Regions from separate parts of the Mus musculus genome. Here regions 1, 3 and 4 are each linked to region 2. A link is a loop called in an ENCODE intact Hi-C map of the cell type or tissue named here. Cell type or tissue: left cerebral cortex. All regions are shown on one strand. Region 1 holds the start of Tmem134 (transmembrane protein 134). Region 2 overlaps Gm45928 (predicted gene, 45928). Region 3 holds the start of Gm17552 (a long non-coding RNA gene). Region 4 holds the start of Cdk2ap2 (CDK2-associated protein 2).

Evidence for each region. A loop is a pair of places that touch in the nucleus more often than their neighbours do. Peaks named below come from ENCODE experiments on the same cell type or tissue, not always from the same donor. Only the 100,000 strongest peaks of a DNase experiment are listed, where the experiment ranks them.
Region 1: a loop joins it to region 2, with 2.1 times the contacts of the local background. A loop is called at or near these places in 7 of 42 quality-filtered maps.
Region 3: it touches region 2 in a loop (7-fold over the local background); 9 of 42 quality-filtered maps call a loop at or near these places.
Region 4: a loop joins it to region 2, with 2.3 times the contacts of the local background. A loop is called at or near these places in 12 of 42 quality-filtered maps.

Annotation. Positions count from the first base shown.
Region 1 is chr19:4,122,823-4,127,822 of GRCm38, forward strand. Tmem134 (transmembrane protein 134) reads left to right here and starts at 3,138. Exons shown (of 8, transcript NM_001078649.1): 1 at 3,138-3,218; 2 at 3,220-3,378; 3 at 4,235-4,299; 4 at 4,728-4,817; 5 at 4,938-5,000. The coding sequence starts at 3,204. It also overlaps a transcript of Aip not described here. In left cerebral cortex, a CTCF peak has its summit at 2,986 (motif pointing right); DNase peaks (open chromatin) are centred at 2,603, 3,041, 3,689 and 4,072; H3K4me3 peaks cover 2,040 bases; H3K27ac peaks cover 1,524 bases.
Region 2 is chr19:4,225,890-4,230,889 of GRCm38, forward strand. The region is part of intron 1 of Gm45928 (predicted gene, 45928); the gene reads left to right. All of the region lies in intron 2 of LOC102631992 (a long non-coding RNA gene), which reads right to left. Among named protein-coding and RNA genes, the nearest start is that of Pold4, 3.5 kb to the right of the region's middle. In left cerebral cortex, a CTCF peak has its summit at 2,627 (motif pointing left); DNase peaks (open chromatin) are centred at 2,627 and 4,779; H3K27ac peaks cover 631 bases.
Region 3 is chr19:4,167,097-4,172,096 of GRCm38, forward strand. It overlaps Carns1 (carnosine synthase 1), which reads right to left. Exons shown (of 10, transcript NM_134148.2): 5 at 4,316-4,803; 6 at 3,900-4,074; 7 at 3,730-3,815; 8 at 2,803-3,034; 9 at 2,432-2,712. It overlaps Gm17552 (a long non-coding RNA gene), which reads left to right and starts at 4,047. Exons shown (of 4, transcript XR_003952883.1): 1 at 4,047-4,131; 2 at 4,376-4,645. In left cerebral cortex, a CTCF peak has its summit at 2,535 (motif pointing right); a DNase peak (open chromatin) is centred at 2,441; H3K4me3 peaks cover 1,021 bases; H3K27ac peaks cover 1,163 bases.
Region 4 is chr19:4,096,381-4,101,380 of GRCm38, forward strand. It overlaps Cdk2ap2 (CDK2-associated protein 2), which reads left to right and starts at 971. Exons shown (of 4, transcript NM_026373.4): 1 at 971-1,127; 2 at 1,437-1,537; 3 at 1,625-1,757; 4 at 2,118-2,637. The coding sequence starts at 1,046. The coding sequence ends at 2,185. Pitpnm1 (phosphatidylinositol transfer protein, membrane-associated 1) reads left to right here and starts at 4,242. Exons shown (of 23, transcript NM_008851.4): 1 at 4,242-4,882. The coding sequence starts at 4,805. In left cerebral cortex, CTCF peaks have their summits at 949, 1,150 and 2,830 (motif pointing right); DNase peaks (open chromatin) are centred at 500, 832, 1,237, 2,828 and 3 more places; H3K4me3 peaks cover 3,559 bases; H3K27ac peaks cover 3,663 bases.

The sequences.
Region 1 (5,000 bases), 100 kb before region 2:
GAACATTTGCCTAGCATTTGAGAGGTCCTGGGTTCTTTCTCTAGCATACACACACACACAAATTAAGCTAATTTAATACACTACATAATCCTATCAGTATTCTCAGTGAAATATCAGTCACGAAAAAAATAGCGTATGGCCTGGAGTGATGACTCAGCAGTTAAGAGCACTGTACTTCTTTAGAGAATGTAAGTTCCATTCTCCACACCCACATAGCAATTCATAACCTTCTGTGAGTCCAGTTCCAGAAGACAATACGTGTTCTTGTGGCCTCTGTGGGCACCAGGCATATCTGTAATGCACAAACATACATGCAGGCAAACATGCACATTGAAAAATAATACTGTATGATCACACTTACTGAAGTGTCTACATAGACAGCTCAGAGACAGAAAGTAGAACGGTGCAGTGGGAATGGGGAAGTTGTTTTTTAAGGAAGGACTGAGTTTCTATTTTACAACATTACAAAGCTCTACAGACTGACTGGCCACACAATACTATGAATTCATAACTGAACTGTGCAGTTTGAAACTGTGAGGAAGGCCAGGTAATGTTATCTGTATTCTACTTCAAGAACAAATTTTGTTTCATACAGGCAAAAAAAAAAAAAATGCAAGATGAGAAAGACAGACTAAAGAGCAAGTAGGATTTCTCCCAACAATGTAAGACTGGAATACTTGAGATCGACTTATTCCTCAATGAGACAACTCAATGGGGAAAGTCCTTGAGACAGGGTTGAAGGATGGCTCCATGGTATAGAGTGTTGCTGTTCCAGACAACTGGGGTTTGGTCCCCAGCCCCCACTTGGCCACTCACAATTATCTGTAACTCCAGTTCCAGGGGATCTTCTGACCTCTACAGGACCCAGGCACTGGCATGCATGCAGGCAAAACACTCATACACATAAATATTAAAGAGAAGGGCAGAGGGAACAGAAAAGGGAGGGCTTGATAAAGGCATTTGCCTCAAACAGACCATCTGAGTTAGACGCCTGAGTCCACATGGTGGACAAAAAGTGCCTACTCCCATTAAGTTCTCTGACCTGAGCCGGGCGTGGTGGCGCATGCCTTTAATCCCAGCACTCGGGAGGCAGAAGCAGGTGGATTTTTGAGTTCAAGGCCAGCCTGGTCTACAGAGTGAGTTCCTGGACAGCCAGGGCTACACAGAGAAACCCTGTCTCAACCCCCCCCCCCAAAAAAAGTTCTCTGACCTACAGATGCGCCATGCATCTGCATGCTCACACAGACTCCTGTGCACACACAAAAAGAAAATAATTAAATACATATGGAAAGGCAGGAGGGAGGAGAAAAAAGGAAAAGGAGGGAAGGGTGTGACAGAGGAAGAAAGGAAGGAAGAAAAAGGGGAAGCAAGAAGGAAGAAAGAAACCATGTATAGTGGTAAGCCTGTAATCCCATTATTAGGCCAAGGCAGGAGACCTCTAGCTTGTCCATATAGTGATTTCCATCCTGGTAAGAGCCACAAAGGAAGATGTCAGTGTCAGAAAGACCTCACCAGCCAGCAAAGGAGACAAGGACAGAGAGAAGCATCTGCTTGTGTCCATCAGAACCACCGGGTCTGAGAGAAAGCCAGAAGCCTCAGGGTAGGTGTCACCTCACCACAATTCAGGAAATCGCCAAGGTACACTCCCTACAACCTGGACATCCACCTGCTGGAAAAGGAGGCCTCCCACCATTCACAGGAGACAACAGTGATGTGTGCATGAGGCCAACCTCAGCCTGACTGCTGCGGAGCTGAGTGTTGGAAGCCCAAATGGTACCACGCCTACAGCTCATAGAAACAGCAAACAAGATGCATGTGGAAACCATTAGCACTGAGTGGAAAAATGGAAAAATGTAAACAACAGAATGCACTTGATACAGGAGCCCATGTTTGTACACTGCAAACACATCCATACAGAAGACAATGCCACGTAAGAGCCAGGCTGGGTTGAAACTCAGTGAGGCCAGGTCTTGGGAGAAGAAGGGGAGGGGAGGAAGATGGGGATGGAGGGAATGGGGGGGGGGGAATGAATGACCACAACTAGAGAGGAGCCTCTTTAACCATAAAATGAGAAGTTGGGTTGACTCAGTTCTTTATGGGAGATCATAAAATGTGAGGGCGGTTGGACGTGGAGGAGGGCAAACACTTTGTAAGCTAGAAAGATATGGGTTCAAATTTCAGACGTAGCACTTTGACAAACTGCCACCGATATTTACTATTATTTATACATCTATTCAGTTCCAAACACTCCTGAGCACTGAAGAGAAAGCAGTACTATAAAAGCTAAGGCAAAAAGATCAGGAATTCAAGGCCAGAGTGAGCTAAATAGGGAGCTCCTCTTCCAAGAAAACCAAAAAAAAAAAAGAAAAAAAGATAGAAGGGAATGCAGACTCAGTGCTAGAAAGATTGTTTTTTAATCACTTTAGCTGCCCCATGTATTCTGAATTGGAGAAAACAATATAAGCTCTGAGCCTCAGTGTCCACATCTGAAAAATGACAAGGACACCCCTCCATTGGAAGCTGTGGTGAGTAGGATGGAGGAACAGGTCCAAGAGTTTCTATGGCACTGGAGTGCGGACTGGAATCCAGGCTACCTCATGAGGTTTGAGCTGCTGGGCAGAGAAAGCAACCACACACACACCTCACACCCCTGGGCAGAGAAAGCAACCACACACACACACACACACACACACACACACACCACGCAACCACACACACACCTCACACCCCTGGGCAGAGAAAGCAACCACACACACACACACACACACACACCACACACACCCCGTCACACACACACACACACACACACACACACACACACCACACACACCCCGTCACACACACACACACACACACCACACACACCCCGTCCCTCCGTCCCCCCTCCTCCCCTCCCCCCTCCCTTACAAGCACAAGCTTAGATCGGTCCTGGTCACAGCCGGGGCTGTCGCTCACCAAGGGAACCTCTGGGGGGCGCCGCGAGTCCCGCTACCCGCGAGACTCTGACGCGATCCCGAAGCAACTCTGCATTCTGCTGCTCAGGCCTGCAGAGGAGGAGCGGGCAAGGGCGGGGCGGTTGTAGAGGGCAGATCTTCGCTCCCAGGGAGACGGGGCGGGCCCTGTGAGGGCGGGCCCTGTTTGGTGGGCGGGGCCGTGGCGGGCTCAAATGGCGGCGGCGCTGGGCGCCTAGGCCGGCGGGGGCCATGAGCGCCGCCCGGCCCCCAGTTTAGCATCGATGATGCCTTCGAGCTGACCCTGGAGGACGCGGGGCCTGAGCCCGAGTCCAGCGGGGTCGCCCGCTTCGGGCCGCTGCACTTCGAACGCCGGGCTCGGTTCGAGGTGGCTGATGAAGACAAGCAGTCCCGGCTACGCTACCAGGTGAACGGCCCTGCTCGTCTCACCCTCTTGTCCAGGATAGGGCGGAACCCCAGGCCGGGCCCCGGAGAATTCTAACTCCGGAGCCTCTGCCTAGAGACCCCAGCGGAGCGGAAAATTGTCCCCTAGACGTGTCTGCTCATCCAGATTTATGTCCTTGCCCTCTGAGCTCTGAGTTCGGTTCCAGTGCAGCTGTGGAGAGCCGGAAACTCGGACTAGGAACCCAGGCCTTAGCAACAGTGTAGAACCCACCTGTCTTGAAGACTGACACCCCAATATCACTCCGAGGAGTTTGGGGAGTACTTCCAATCTGAACCAGACCTTGTCGATATTTACAGCATCCCTTGAGCCCCAGATCACGTGACCTATGGAGCCTCCGCATCCCCTCTGCTTTGAGAATCACCCTAAAAGTGGAGGTCCCCACACATGATGTGTTTGCCCATCTCTTCATACTAAACCACACCATAAATCATTGTCTCAGGTAGCTTCCCCCAACCCTATCGTTCTTTAGGACGTAAGACCCAGAGGCCTGTGCTATGCTATACCAAATCCAAAGTCTCTATGTTGGGTCCCTGAAAAATCCTGAGAGCCTCATTTGAGTGGTCACCTGCTCCTGGGATCCATGCTGGCAGCCCACCCCTGCTGGATTCTGTGCTGAAGCCCCCAACAGCCACCTACTTCCTACCCAGGTTTTGGTTTCTGAATCATCAAACCGGTTCCGCTGGGAGGGCAGGGAGAGGCAGGAGAGCAGCTGCCAGATGTGCCAGGCAGAAGCTGTCAGGCTGCCTTTCTCCTCCCCCCAGAGGGCAGTGGAAAGGCCCATTCCTGAAGCTTATCTGAACCTTATGTCCTGTAACAGAACCTGGAAAATGATGAGGACGGAGCCCAGGCCTCTCCGGAGCCGGATGGGGGAGTCAGCACCAGGTCAGGGCCAGGTGGGGACCCACCCTTCTTATCCCAGGCCCCGTGTCTCAGGCTCCTGTCTGCAAGGACCTGCCCAGTCCCAACCAGATGCACTTACCTGTCTTACAGGGATTCCTAGCCCTGCTTCTCTCATGGGATCTGCTGTCCAGCTGGGTCACCTTACCCCAGTGCCCCGGTCCTCCACCTTATCAATGCCAGGCTTTCTGTCTTCTAGGAATCCTCAGTTTAATCCAGTCCCCACCCTCTTTCATTCCTCTTAACACACACTCTATTCTGTAATTCCTTTTCACCCCCTACCCTTGACCTCCTTCTGGACCCTCTATCCTGCAGGGGTTAACCTCAGTCCCTAGATACACCTTGAGTTTATCTCTCAGCTTCTGTCCCTCTCTTTATCTTCCCTGCCCCCTCACCATCCTTCTGTCCTTCAGGGATTCTGGGCACATGTCTGTCCGCAGCTCGCAGTGGTCCTTCAGCACCATCAGCAGCAGCACACAGCGCTCCTACAACGCCTGCTGCAGGTGAGAGCCTCCTCACTTGGGGTTCAGCTTCCAAGTACCTTCTGCTTCTGCCTGCCAGCCAGCCCCAGCTCCCTGCCTGCTTCACCTCCTTGACCTCCGTCTTGCTCTCCTGCCACCCAGCTGGACCCAACATCCTTTGATCCAGAAAAACCGCCGGGTAGTGCTGGCCTCCTTCCTGCTTCT
Region 2 (5,000 bases):
CACCAGCCCAGGGTCCAACCTGAAGGTGTTTCACTGATGTATTCTGTAAGTGTGGGACAAAACAATCTAGGAAAGGGAGAAGGATGACCACTCATGAACGTTAGGATATGATGCGGCAGACTTACTTAAATGTACAAAGACCTAGGCAATGGGCCAGTGAGATGGCTCAGTGGGTACAGGTGGTTGCTGCCAAACCAAATATGAGTTACTTACATGGTAGGAGGAGAGAACCAATAAATATTAGGAAAGGTAGGGAGTCAAGCAGGCAGACCCATCAAATGAAAGTGTAAGACAGAAGGCAGTAGGGAGGAAGCAGTGTGTCTCCCTATTGATGTGTGTGAGTATCTGCTCATGGCAAGTGCTCAGCACATCTTTTGCATAAAGGCACAGGGTGAGATTCAGTACTGTTCTCAGAGGACAGGAAGGTTTTAGATAGGCAGAGATGGGTCAGGGCACAGGTGAATCTCCTTTTCAGTCAGACGGTATTTGGGGGGCAGGCTCCAGGATTGCTCAGCCACACATCCAGATAATGTTTTAGCATAATGCCTGACACAGTGAAATCCTTGGTAGTTTGATTTAAAGTGATGCAAAGACTGTCCAAGGGGGCTGGTGAGATGACTCAGCGGTTAAGAGCGTCAACTGCTCTTCCAAAGGTTCTGAGTTCAAATCCCAGCAACCACATGGTGGCTCACAACCATCCGTAACGAAATCTGATGCCGTCTTCTGGAGTGTCTGAAGACAGCTACAGTGTACTTACATATAATAAAGAAATAAATATTAAAAAAAAAGACTGTCCAAAAGGAGAGTTTTGAGAGGTTTAGAAGCTGAGAGCAGCTGACCCGGAATCTCAAGCTCTGGAGAACTGAGAGGAGAAAACAGGAAACACACAAGCTTGGGCAGTTAGGAACCACAGGCAACTGCTTTGTGTTTGGGTATAGGGAGCTATGTAGACCAGGCTCACTTAAAACCCACAGTGATCCTCCTGCTTCAGTGTCCTATGTGCCGGTATTATGTGTACGTCACCATGCACACCCCACAGGAGCCTGTGACATAGCAGGTGAGAGGCAGACACCACATGGTGAGTCCAAGAAAGACACGGTGTGAGGCGAGAAGTGAAGATGTGTCCTGTGTGCTGTGGCAAAGGCGGGGTCAAGGGAGGCTTAGCATTTGTCTGTTTTAAACAGAAGGGATCTAAGCGTGTTATTGCCAAGTGTGGAGGTGGAAGCCGAAGAGTGGAGGGTTTGGGGTACTGAAGAGATAAAGAGAGAATCCAAAAGCTGGCTGGGCAGACACAGGGAAGGCCAGGTGGTTGCTGACACATCTTCCGTATGGATCCCATTGGTGGCATTTCTTAGCAACCCAGGACAGACATTCCCACCAGATGCTCTGTAGGACACACAGACATTCCCACCAGATGCGCTGTAGGACAAAGTGCTGACACTCCAGTCACCGTGGTGGGGAATAACTAGTGGGTATGTCAAAAACCCAAGCGGTGCTGCACTTCTGTAAGCCCAATACTTGGGAGATGAAGGCAAGAAGATCAGGAGTTCAAGGCCAGCCTTGGTTTACATAGTAAGTTCTAAGTCTTGAGATAGTCAAGAGACTGTCTCAAAAACACAAATCAGAAATGAAAAAGAAAAAGGCTAGAGCCCTGAAGTGCTCTCTGAGCCCGTTCTCACCTGTGGCTGCCCTGTAAGGCCCCGCCCTCACTTTCTGTGAATTCGGTGCTCCACACATGAAGCAGCTCTTCAATCCATTTCCTGCCATTGTTCCTCCTAGTGTCTACTCTGCTTGTAGTGTGTGGCACAATGGCTCCCAACTGCTCAACAATCGCTTTCTATGACCTAGGGTCCCCCACCTCTTGACTTTGCTTGTCTTGCTGATCCTCAGTATTGGAGAATGCCCTCTCGTCACTCAGCCTCAGCCACTTGCCTAGGTCTCCAGAAGTCCTGTGTCCTTAGGGAGAAAGGAGAGAGAATAGAGATGAGAGGGGCTGACTTCCCCCTTGTCCTCCCCAGAGAGCTCAGTGTATTAGAAACCTGCACCTAGGAGAGAAGGCAGCTCCCTGGAGGTGAGATCCAGTTCTGAGGAGGCTCTAAATCGAGGCAAATCACCATACCTCACCAGAGAATGAGGAAGCAGCGGGGACTCAGGGACCCTCTCAGCAGCAAGGGAACTCACTCAAACACTCATCTTACACAAGCACATTCACCAGTCACCACGGCCACAGCCGGCAAAATGGGGAGGCACAGGGCGGGTCTTTGCTTCCCTTAGCCTAGAGCACACAGGCTAGCGATTCAGGGGAGACGGCACAGTCTGATGGCAGTCCCTCTGAGTCCTCCCTTCTAGGGAGCCTTAATTGTCCCTGCCTTTGTCCTCTCCATTCCTGAGCTCCCTGACTCAGGCTGGTACCCAAATTTCCTAGAGGGAAAAACACTTGCCAGCAGACTAGTACCAATGACACAGAGGAGGTGACTGTGACAGAGCTGTGGATCTGACCCTTCAGGGTCCCTAGCCTGGCCAGTTCAGAGAGAACTTGGAGGTACCTCCCCAACTTGCCTCCAGGATATGGCTCTATGGACTAACTAGGACCTCTTTCCTGCTGGATAAAGTCTGACACCTGGTGGCCAGAGTGAGGAATGACCAGCAGGGCACTTTGCAAATCTCCAGAACTTCTGAACTGTTGGTCCCAGTGAAAGGGGAGCTGACTAGCGGAGCTGGTGGGGAAAGTTCCTAGGCAAGGCAGAATAGACACTAGGGACCCAGAGAAACCTTCCTATTTTTTCACCCTTTAAATCCAGGAAACTCAGAACCTACTAGGCTAAGGTGCTGGGTCTGAGAGGGAAGAGAGGGGCTAGGAGGAGACCCTGAAGGAATATGGCAAAAATGAAGGCTGGGGAAAAGATGAAGGCTGGATGGGCAAGATGTTTTGGGGTGTCCACCTGGGTGCACAAAATCCCCTAAACTGGACTGAATTTCAGCTCAGAATGAGTAGCAGGGCCTGAGTGGGGGAGTTGCTAAGGAGAGAGAAAGAAATGGGAGAGACCTCACATCCCATTGAACTCATGCAGCTGCTGCCCTCCCTCACTTTTACCTGCCCCATCTTTTCAGCTCTAACTGGCTCTGTCCATATGACCCATCTCAAACTGAAGGCGAGGGACTTTCAGGATGTATATTTGTGAAGAGTGCTGACCCCACCCAGAACTGTCACACTGAGTAAAGCTAAGATGAACCTGCTCCCACAGGAGCCGCGCGCAGTGAGTCTCAGCCCCAGGGAGTCCCAGGTCTAGGTTTCTGTTCAGGTTGTTTGTTCTCCTGGTCTTCACAGGACTTTGACCTTGAACCTAATAAGGCTTAGGGTATTTGCAAAGTATAAGTTAACTCCATCCACTTCTATCACCAGCTTCTGGAATCAGTGCTGACCAAAGACACTTCGTATACAAGACAGAATTGAGCCACTAACTTAGACCACCAGTTTGGTCTCCACTCTGAGAACTCTGCATCAAGCAAAGTGTTCTAGGCAGGAAGGAAAATGATGAGGTTAGAGAAGAAAGTAGGAAAACACCCAAAGATAGGAGACCAAGTCAGTGCCCTAACCACCTTAGAGACACGTCGGATACTGAGCAGCCAGGATGATCCATCTTATTGCTCACCTGGAGAGGACAGCATGCTTCCTAGGGAGAGCTCCACCCCCACACACCTCCCCCACCAGAAGGCTAGTGCTAGGGTCCCTGCACTGAAGCAGAGCACTCCAGATCCCTTAGGGGCTGAGGGAACCTAAAGCCCCTGGGAGGTATCTTTCCAGTCAGTGTTGGAGAAGCTACCTGGACCTGAGCCAGGCAGATCTGGGGTGGGGGCTGAAGGGAGGGCAGGTAGGGATGGCTCAGCCAAGATCCACAGAGCAGGTCAGGGTGTCAGGAGCTGCCAAAGGAGACAAGCGACTAGGCGCAGGCAGTGGAGGGAGCTGCTGTGGCCGCCCAGCGGCACACCCCATTTCACGCTCCCTGGGCGGTGGCAGGCCCCACGGCTATCAGCTTTCAGGGGTGGGAGGGACCAGGAATGAGGAGGGGTCTGCCCCACCCAGGCTTCCCTGCTCCCTCAGGGCTTTGTGGACTCAGGAAGTGGGTGCCACATACCTTTGGGAACAGCCCCAGAATATCTGAGGCCTTCTTAGGGAGGAGTGGTGGTCAGTCCCACGGAGCCTAGGAGCTACCCACTATAGAGCCTCACTAGACCTAATGCCTGTGCCTTTCCCTGCCTAGTAGAGAATTCTCCCTGTCCCCCTTCCCAACTCTGTAGGGTCTCTTCTCCCAGATGTCCAGGAGACAGATGGAGGGATCAGACCTGAGCCACCCCAAACAATGGGTCCCAGAAAGGCCTTCCAGGTCTTTGCAGTGTGCCTGCAGCTCCTTCTTCTTCAAGAAGCTAATGGGGGAAGGCTAGCAAGAGGAGGTCCCTGGAGACACAACCTTCTGCCCACCACTGGTGGGTTTCTCTTTGGAGGGGTCCTCTTCTCTGCCTCCACACACACGGGAGGCCAGCCGAGTGCTTCCTAAGCCAGATCACAGAGCTTCCAAAAAGGAGGGCAAAGGCCTCCAACCAGCCATCCTTGCACCCCTGGAAGGAAGAACCGGATGGGCTCTCCAGAGGGTGATTAGTGCTGGGTCAGTCCAAGTGCTGGTTCCCAGACTCCCACGGGCCAGCATTTTCACCCGCTGCCAGGAAGTTGGTGAGGGGGAGGTGGTAGTAGGGGTGAGTCAGTGATGACAGGAGCCCCAAAACAAAGGTCATGGGTAGAGAATTGAGAGACGCTGTTTACAGCAATTACCTCCTGAGGTCTTCTCCCAATGCCTACCATTCTCCTCCAGCTCTAAGGCATTCGTGCTCCTGCTCTCCTGTCCAGGACTAACGACTGTGTATGTCCCTCTCTCTACCGCGCAAGCCTGGGAGCTTCTGCCGCACACGGGAAGCTAGTTAGTTACACAGTAGCTGTTACTAAG
Region 3 (5,000 bases), 59 kb before region 2:
ACAAGGCAGCTGCTACTCAAGGCACAAGCAGCCACTGATGAGGGAGCAGAAGTGGCTGTGTGTAAGGTAACCAGGAATCTGTCAGTCCTGCAACTGGCACGCACACTATCAGGTAGGAATTGGGATGCCAGGGCTGTTGAGAATTCCCCAGGGACTGTGCATGGTGGAACGCGGGCAAAGAGGCCACTGTGGTGGACTGGAGCCAGCCTGAGACTCAGCTTTCTTATCTCTTTCAACAGGAATGATGTCTGCTGCCTGGCTAACTCCCGATCCTACAATGTGAGTCCCTGCCTTTTTCAAACAATAAACTTGCTGGGCAGTGGTGGCACACGCCTTTAATCCTAGCACTTGGGAGGCAGAGGCAGGTGGATTTCTGAGTTTAAGGCCAGCCTGGTCTACAGAGTGAGTTCCAGAACAGCCAGGGCTACACAGAGAAATCCTATCTTGAAAAAAACAAAAACCGAAAAAAACTCAATAAACTTATAAACATATCTTGACATCAATAAAGTGTTCATAGAGCACTTTATTGTGTTCCTGGAGGAGCCTATGTGCCAAGCTGCAGGAATTCAGCTTCAAAGTTTCCCCCAAGACAGAGCTAAACTTCTTCCTTAACCAGATCTTCAAGACCTAGTAGTTACAAGGTTTGGCGGTACAAACTTGTAATGCCATCATCTGGGAGGCTGAGGTAGAAGGATTGTGTTATGAAGGTCAAGTCTGGGCTGCATAGTGAAAAATGTGTCTGGGGAAAAAATGTGGAGGGGGCACTCAGGAGAGTGATCCCACACTTGGGAGGCAGAGGAAGAAGGAGCTCAGAGAGCTCAGGGCCAGCCTGACTTGCCTGCTCAGTTTCAGGTCAGCCCGAGCCACAGAGGAAGACCATGTCTGGCATAAATAAATAACTACTAAATTAAACAAAAATATAAATATAAAATAACATTCCTACTGAGTTCCAGGCCAGCCTGGTCTACAAAGTGAGCTCCAGGACAATCAGGGCTACACAGAGAAACCCTGTCTCGAAACAACAACAACAAAGCCACTCCTAAAATCTCAGAATCTGGAGGTGGAGTTAGGCGGAGTTTGAAGCCATCATAGGTTATATGAGAACATATTTCAAAGATCCCAAAACACTGAGGACTGGAGAGATGGCTGAGGCATTAAGAGCACTTGCTGCTCTTGCAGAGGACCAGAGTGCTTTGCACCCAGGTCAGGTGACTCTGGATCTGATGACATCCTCTTCTGGACTCCACTGACACCTGCACACACTTGTACATATACATACTTCAGACCCAAACACATAACAGGTAAAAAGTGAAATAAATAGGGGTTGGAGAGATGGCTCAGCAGTGAAGAGCCCTGGCTGCTCTCCCTCAGGACCAGGTTTGATTCTCAGCACCAAAATGACAACTCACAACAGTCTATAATTCTGGTCCATGGGCATCGATGCCCTCTTCTGGCCTCTGTGGGCACCAAGCACGTGCATGGTGCACAGACATACTTGCAGGCAAAAAACACATACAATTAAAAATAAATAAATAAATAAAAATAATGAAATCCTGGGCTCTAATTCAGGCATAGAGACCTTGTTCCCATAGTATATGCAAGGCCCCAATTCAATCACTAAAACAGCAAGAAAAAAAATCTGAGCGTGGTGGTACACACTTTAATTCTAGATTAGCATGGAAGAGGCAGGAAGACTCTGGGAGTTTGAGGGTAGCCTGATTTACATTGCAAATTCCAATCAGGACTAAGTAGTGAGACTCTTTCTCAAAAATAAATAAAATAAGCCGGGTAGTGGTGGCACATGCCTTTAATCCCAGCACTCGGGAGGCAGAGGCAAGTGGATTTCTGAGTTCGAGGCCAGCCTGGTCTATAAAACGAGTTAAGGGGCTGGTGAGATGGCTCAGTGGGTAAGAGTACCCGACTGCTCTTCCAAAGGTCCAGTGTTCAAGTCCCAGCAACCACATAATGGCTCACAACCATCCGTTACAAGATCTGACACCCTCTTCTGGTGTGTCTGAAGTCAGCTACAGTGTACTTACATATAATAAATAAATAAATCTTTAAAAAAAATAAAATAAAATAAAACGAGTTAAAGGACAGCCAGCACTACACAGAGAAGCCCTGTCTCGAACACCCCCCACCCACCCAAAAAATAAATAAAAATAAATGAGTAAGCTCCTCTGTTAATCTAAAATACCGCCAGTCCCCTGCTCATTCCAGCCTCTTTATTCCACGTCTTCCTCAACCTATTTATCCCACCTCTTCTTTTCCTTTGTTTTTTCTGAGGGGCGCCTCTCACAGCACCAGGGCCCGCCCCTCGCCAGGAAGACCCGCCCCCGGGGCACGGCCACTCTGGTCTGAAGAACTGGTCCCGCCCATTCGCAGCCCGCTCCCACCAATCAGAACACGATCTGGGTCGCGCCCCGCCCACCGTCAGTCCGTAGTCCCGCGCCGCCTCCCACACGAACTTCTTGCTGACGCCGCCGGCGCCGATCACCAGCAGCTGCTTGCCGTCCATGAGGTGGCGCCCTGAGCGCCGCAGCATAGTCTCCACCAGCGGCGCTGCCGCTGCCTCCTCAGCTGAGCGTCTTAGGCGTGGCACGGCCCACAGCCCCTCGAGCGCGCCGCAGGCCTCTAGGCACAGGCCACTGTTCAGCTTAAGGACCACGGGCGTCAGCGTGCGTCCGATCACCGTGAGAACTAAGTCCACGCCTGGGCCGGGCGAGAATGCGCGGAATGAGCTTCCCACAACCCCGGTCCCCAAGCCGCCCAGGCCGAGCCGCGCCTCCCGTCCGTCCTCACCGAGGAAGTCGGTGTGCACTTGGCGTCCACCACGCTGCTCCACACTCAGTCCAGCCTCCAGGGCCAGCACAGCGGCCAACGCGCCTTCGGCTGCTTCTTTGATGCCCTGCTCCAGAAGCGCCACCTGCGCCTCCTCTTCCAGGCCACACTGAGCCAGCGCCACCCTCAGTGTCCTTGGCAGGGTATAGTGGTGCCGCACGGGTCGATCCCCACGGCCCACGCCACACACCACCTGACCACAGTGCAGTTCAGAAGGGGCTGGCCTGGGAGAAGCCCTCCAAAGCTCACCCTTCTAAGTACCCCTTAGACACCTGTGCATCTTCCCTACGCCAAGATCCAGGCCCCACCTTCCCTGCACTTCAAGAACCCTTTCTTCATCAAGACCTAAACTTTACAAATCTCTCTCAGCATCACTGGCCATCTGATGCCCAGATCCCTTGGGGTTACCCTGGCTTCCAGGCCCAGCTCGAAGAGTTGTGGCATGCTTGCTCCAACCTACTATAGCTATACTGGTTTTTCCTAGCCTTAGCATGTCTCTTGAAAAACCCTCATTATCTCCCCTAGAGCTCTGCTGAGTACCCAGGAGGTCCCCCAAGCCTTCCTGGGTTCCTCAGCTTGGCACCTTCTTATGGGACTGATCCTGAGTTAGTTTCTTCTGTAAGGAGAAGCATTCTGGAAAAGGAATCAGGCCCCCAGGACAAGGAACAAGGGTTAAGCACAAGAGCTCGGGCTCCTGATACACAAGGGTTAAGGAAGGTTGAAGAGGAAGAAAAAAACATATCAACCCTAGGAGTCCCCCTGGAAGCAACCAGAGCCCACACACACCAAATCATTTCCTCTCTACACCAGGCAGACCCTCAGTAGAGCAGTGGGGCTAGGCAGAGCTGGGGTGGACAGGACTGTGTCCTAGACCTGAGCCATTCTCACCTTACTCAGTAGGGGCCTATCACCCTGAATCCGACACACCACTGCACAGATACGCACAGCCAGCTCAGGGCCAGGTGCAGGACCGCCTGGAGGAATATGAGAAGTCTAAGCCCAGAAGCGGTCTAGAGGTCAGTCTCTGCTCCCAATTTCTGGCTGGCTCAGGCGAGAACCTGGTAAGGGCAGCCGGACAGGTGGGCACATGGCCTCCACAAGGACACTCTCCTCCTCCTCCAGCTTCTCCAGCAATCCCAGCACCGTGTTCACCACTGTGGATGGCTCTACCCGCAGGTGCAGAGGCAATGCCTGCTGTCCACGCCAGCGACAGCCACTGAGCCTCACAGCCACCTACAGCAGAAAAAGGGAAGGACCTTTCTCACCACCACTACCTCATGTGCCTGAAAGGTAGGATGCTCATGCCACAGGTGCCAGTAACTAAACTGAGGAAGGCACAGGGCACTGATATGGTGGAATGGGACAGTGGCTAAGAGTTTGGGATGATTTCCCAGCAGGACTTGGTAATGACAACCTGGGTTCCCTCCTGTGGGGGCCCACACAGACCTCAGTGCAGAGAGGGGCCTGTTGTTACCTGTGAAGCATCACCCAAGGCCTCGGAGTGCACAAAGGCCTCTACTTCCTCTTTCACCAGTGTTTCCTGGCCCTCCTTCCCACTGAGTTCCACCAGCCGGAGTCCAGGGCTGGCATCCCCTCCCCGAAGCAGCCCCGGAGGCCTATAAGTGAAAGCCAGGGTAGCTGGCACGGCCACACCACTCTGCTGGGACAGCAACCACCTCATCAGCAGCCGGTTCTCCAGCAGCTGGGACAGCTCCGATGAGGTTCCTGTGGGGCAAGTGAGATTCCGAGCCAGCTCTGCTGCCTCCTTGCCACGGCCAGATTCTGGCCCCAGGCCTGCCAGGAAGTAAGTAGCATGCCGAGGGGGAACAAAGTCATCCAGGAATGTCAGGCCCCCTGGATAGAAGCTCACAGCCTTAGAGACCAGCAGGACTGCCTCACCCTCTTGGCCTGGAGTTGCCACCTTCATCAGCCAAGCAGGGGACAGGCAAAGGAGCATGTTTCCTGTGGGCAAAGGGAGGAAGGTGACTGGCCAGGAAATGCTTAGTGGTGCCACCCTCCACCCCCAGCCCCGGCTTCTGTGTCCTGGGGGGCCAGTGACTCCCAGAACCCACCCCCTACTCAGCATGGCAGCTAGTCCTTTGGAATGCAGGCAGTTGCCAAGGTTGGTGGATATTTTGGGATGTGGCTGGGCTAGGGCA
Region 4 (5,000 bases), 130 kb before region 2:
GTATTACTGTCTTCATGTTTCATGAGAAAACGGAAACCTATTAGGGCAAGAAACTGGCGTGTGACTGTAATCCTTTAGCATTTCCGAGACAAGAGCATCAGGAATTCAAGGTCACCCTCCCCTACCCGGAGAGTTCGAGTTCTGACTGGGCTACTTGAGACCTTGTCTCAATCTCATCCCACCCGCCAAAAAGAGTCCAGGAGGAAACCATTAATGAGGTGTTGAGATTCCAGCCAAGGGTCTTGACCAGGGTCCTGACTTGACCTAACGCAATTCTTGATCTATGATGCTCTATCATTGTCTGTGGAGAGAGTAGGGGACTTAGGGTTCAGTGTCGAGCAGCGTCGTTGGCTGCCTTGGACCCACCTGCCTAGACCGAAGATTCAAACCAATCCAGAGAAGGAGCTTGGTAATGACTTTGGTGAGGGAACCGTTGCCATGGGAACAAATACAGGCCTGAGGCGCGCACATGCGCACAGCCGAAGGGGGGGGGACACGGAACCAGTGAAAGGTGACGTAAAACGCTCGGGGTAGGGCGGAGTGCTCACACTGTGGGAGCCGTGGCCTTGGGAGTTCTGAGCGGAGGGAAGTCGCGAAGCGGTGAGGACGAAGTGTGTTCGGCGGCCCGCCACACACCACCGGAGCAAACCGCGGGGACCAGACTGGCCCGCTGCCGAGGCCCCGCCTCTTGGACCTCGGGACTAATCGGATTGAAAGCGCGCCGGCCCCGGGCCCCGAACTCGCCAATTGAGGAGGACGACTGTCACCGCCCAATCCGGGGCAGACAGGTGCGAGGTCCGGAAGGTGGAGGCCAATCGGCAGCGGTTGCGCCCTGCGGGGGCAAGATTCAGCCAATGAGGAGGCTCGAGTGACAGCTGAGCGCGCCAATCGAGAGTGAGGACCGATCGTGCCCGCCCACCCTTCCGGCCGGAGCTCTATTTACCAGGGGCGTGCAGCTCGCTTGCCAATCAGAGTGCGGCTGAGCTGCCGGACAGCCAACCCCAGAGGAGCGGCCGGCTGGCGGCCGCCGCACTGAGGAGTTGGGATGTCCTACAAACCTATCGCGCCCGCCCCCAGCAGTACCCCGGGCTCCAGCACCCCCGGGCCAGGCACCCCGGTCCCTACAGGTGAGGCTCCAACTCCATCCTTGTTCGCCTTGTCCGGGCAGTCGAGGTCTTGGAGAGAAACCGCTCGAGTTTTGCAATCCGGGGCCTGCTAGACGAGCCTGGCTCAGCCTCAGTTTGCTGGCCTGAGAAGTGGGCGTGGTCACGTAGAGCTTGTAGGTGGAGCGCAGGGGGGAGGAGTGTGTCTCCGAAGTTGTTCAGAGTGGAATGAAGAAGCATGCCGTTGGAGGTTAGTCAAGGGAACAGTCCTGGGCTTGGAAATCTGTGACGAGGCCCTTGTCACACTCTGACCTCTTGCTGGTGTCGTTGCAGCCGGGAGTGTCCCATCGCCATCGGGCTCAGTGCCAGGAGCTGCCGCACCTTTCAGACCGCTGTTTAACGACTTTGGTCCGCCCTCCATGGGGTATGTACAGGTGAGTGTGGCCAAGAGCTTGCTTATGGCTGAGGACAGGAGATCCCCTCGGGGTCTGAGATCACGTCTGTATTTTCTTTTGACACAGGCGATGAAGCCACCTGGTTCCCAGGGCTCTCAGAGCACCTACACGGACCTGCTGTCTGTCATAGAGGAGATGGGCAAAGAGATCCGGCCCACCTATGCTGGTAGCAAGAGTGCCATGGAGCGCCTGAAGAGAGGTAAGTGAAGCCACAGGCCTGCCCTTGCTCTGCCCAGGACACAGACACTGAACTTTAAGACAGTTCAGTAAGGATGGAGGATATCTAGAGTCAGGACAGGACATTTGGGCCAGCCTCGATTGGAACAGAACGTGTACCTAAGGAGGGGTTTTAAATGAACTTTTCCATTTTCAAATGAGTCTGTTTCCAAGAAGGTGCCTGGGAACTCGGATTAGCCAACCCTTAATCCCATCCATCCTCATTAGATTAGAGGTGCTCTTGCTGAACCATGGAGCGGTGGGGGAGTGTCTGCTCTGAAGGGTGGCTGTGGACTGTTTCTGGGGCCCTGTTTATTACTTCCCCATCCTCACCGCACCCCAGGCATCATCCACGCTCGGGCACTAGTCAGAGAGTGCTTGGCAGAGACAGAACGCAATGCCCGCACGTAACAGGAAGCACCTTGACCTCCTCGCCGGGACCTTTCTGGCCACTGCAGAGCGCCTGCTTCTCCCTGGCCTTCGCGCCCCAAGTTGCTTCCTATCCTGGGCTTCCTGTCCTGTGTCCCTTAGTGGGCACCCTCCAGGAACCAGGTAGCAGATCTTCGTCCAGTTGGCTGTACAAACTGGTCTCCTCCCTCTGTGGGAGTGCTGGGAGGCCACTGGGAGTCCCTTCCATGACCTGCTCACAGTGCTGATCTGACGGGAGCTTGCTCCTCTCTGTGGCCCCACCACACAGCACTTACTCCTTAACTCTTAGCCCAGGCCACCTCCTGCCTCTTCAACAGGAGTGCAGAAGACCTTCCTGCCTCATCTCTGGGGCCACAGCCGACTCTTTTTTTGGTGTGTCTTTTACTAAATATGTCCTTTTTGTATAAATAAAAGATGCTTTGGAGTCATTCTCTCAGCCTTTCTGTGTGTGGTTCCTCTGGGGAAGCCTGAGTGGGCAGAGGGGAAGGGCAGAGCAGGAACTGGGAAGGGCGCTTGAACCGAGCTTTGCCTTCCCATCTTGTCCATTGCTACCTCCAGCTCTGCGCCTTGCAGCTGAAGGCCAGACAGAACACCAATGATGTCTGCATAAGGAGGTGCCACCAGGGGGCAGCGTAGGGCTTGGCTGCCTTCACAGCTGGAGGCACTATTGGACAGCCGGAGCCTAAAGGGCCCTTCCTGTAGATTGGCAGGCATGCCTGGCAGGGTGGAAATACCAGTTCACTTAAGCCTCTCCCGTGAACGTCCTAATGCCCCTACACCAGCTCCGCTTTAAAACCATCCTTGGAAGGCTCTAAATACACCGGGTCCCTGACTCCTAAGGGAGGCAGTTAGAGGCTCCTTCCCCCCCACCCCCAGCACCTTGGCTTGATGCTGCTATCCACTGTCCTGACAACTTCCACAAGGCTGGGTGTGGCTCCATGAGCCAGCCCCGGGTGTCTCGGCCTTTGTACAGAGTCGGAGCAGTTAGATGGGTGTCCAAATTTGAGAACCTAGCAAACATAGTAGGGAAGGACTTGGGCTTCATTAAGGGGATGGCCTCTACCTGGGCATGTAGCTAAGTAACCGTGAAATGCCAACCTAGGCAGAGGCAATTGAGAACTTCCAAATTCTGGCTAACTTTGGGGTACAACATTTCCTCTAACCTGGGCTCCCCCTAGGTCAAATCCCACCTCTTCAAAGCACACAGGAGGGCTGCCCTGACTGGGCCTGGGTGGGAAATGAAACCAAGAATTCTTGGGGTGTCCAGACAGCACAGAAATAAAGAACTGGAATTTGGGGCCCGGCCTCTTCCCCGTCTGTCTTGGAGAAGGAAAGCAGGGGCCAGCCTTGCTGCGCCGCGGGCGGGGCTGCCCCGACCCTGCCGGGGTGGGGAGGACCAGCCGGGCCCAGGAAAGGGGCGGGGCAGCTGCAGTGACGCGGCGGGGAGGGACAGCAGGGGCGCCGGCGGGCAGACCGGGAAAAAGGTCGGGGCTATGGGCCGGCTCCGCGCCTCCAGAGGGTCGGGCTCCATCTGGAAACCGAGGCCGGGACTGGGGGCACAACGGACTCCCACCTTGGGGTCGACCACCCCTGCCCCGGTTGGGTGAGGGGCGCCCACCAGAAGCTAGAGGTGAGCGGGGACGTCGGTGAGCGGGCGGGTCAAGAGCACGTCTGGCGACAGGGACAAGGAGCTGAGGGAAGTGAGGACAGAGGGCCTCTCGCCTGCCCGCTGGGTGCAAGGTGGGGGTGGAGGGGTGTCTGCAGCGGAACTGTGGCGCCATGCCGGGACGCAGGTGGGCAGAGTGGGCCTCCCAGGGCGGAGGCCAGAGGGATACCAGTGGACCGCTCCTACACCAGCCTGGAATGGGCAACCTCGTGGGAAGATGATGGGGTGGCTGTAAGGACGAATGGAAACTCAGCGAAAACCAAGGGTACATACAGTTCAGGAACCGGGTACCTTCTAGGGTGGTAAAAGCAGGTTTTGGGAGGGGGGGACGGACGGAGGTTTTGTTTTGTTTTTTTCTTCTGGCACCGTAAGGTAAGTTAGTATTAGCAGAGTTGCAGAGGCCCATTGGGGGTCGCTTCCTGAAAGATATCTTGGCGGACAAGGGTCTAGGTGAACGTCTAGGAGTGGAGTACACAGAACCCCACCGACTTCAGGGGATGAAATGGTGAAGGGGGCGGGTCCCTAAGGTTCTGGTCTTGGAAGCCAGGCGCGGCCCGGAGGGATGCTGTTTCGGGATGCGACCTCGGTGCAGACGCGAGGATGGCCTTGCGGCGTGTCGGCTCGCGTCCGCCGCTCTGGGGGGCCCGCGTCAGCGCGCGGTTGCCATGACGACAGGCAGGCGGGGGGCGGGGGCTGCGTGGAAAAGAGGTCAGCTCTGAGCCTTTCTACTGCTCTGGGCTCCGCGGTGCGGGAGGCAACACTGGGTTCGCCTCTGCCTCCCCCGCGGCGGGCCCGGCCATGGGGTTCCGCGGCCCGAGCCCCTCCGCAGGCGTGCAGGGCTCAGTACCGCGCACCACCGTCCTGCACTGACTGCCGCGCGGTACCCTGCGCTAGGAGGAGCAGAGGCCGCACGCGGTCAGCGGAGCGTCTTCAGGATGCTTATCAAGGAGTACCACATCCTGCTGCCCATGAGCCTGGACGAGTATCAAGTGGCCCAGCTCTACATGATCCAGGTGAGAATGGCGGGGAGGTCTGTAAAGGAGCCATGCTTCATGGTAGAGTGAAGAAGAAATTCACAGGCCTCAGGGGGATAGTCCCGCTGGATTCCCCCACAACCAGTTCCGTTAGTGG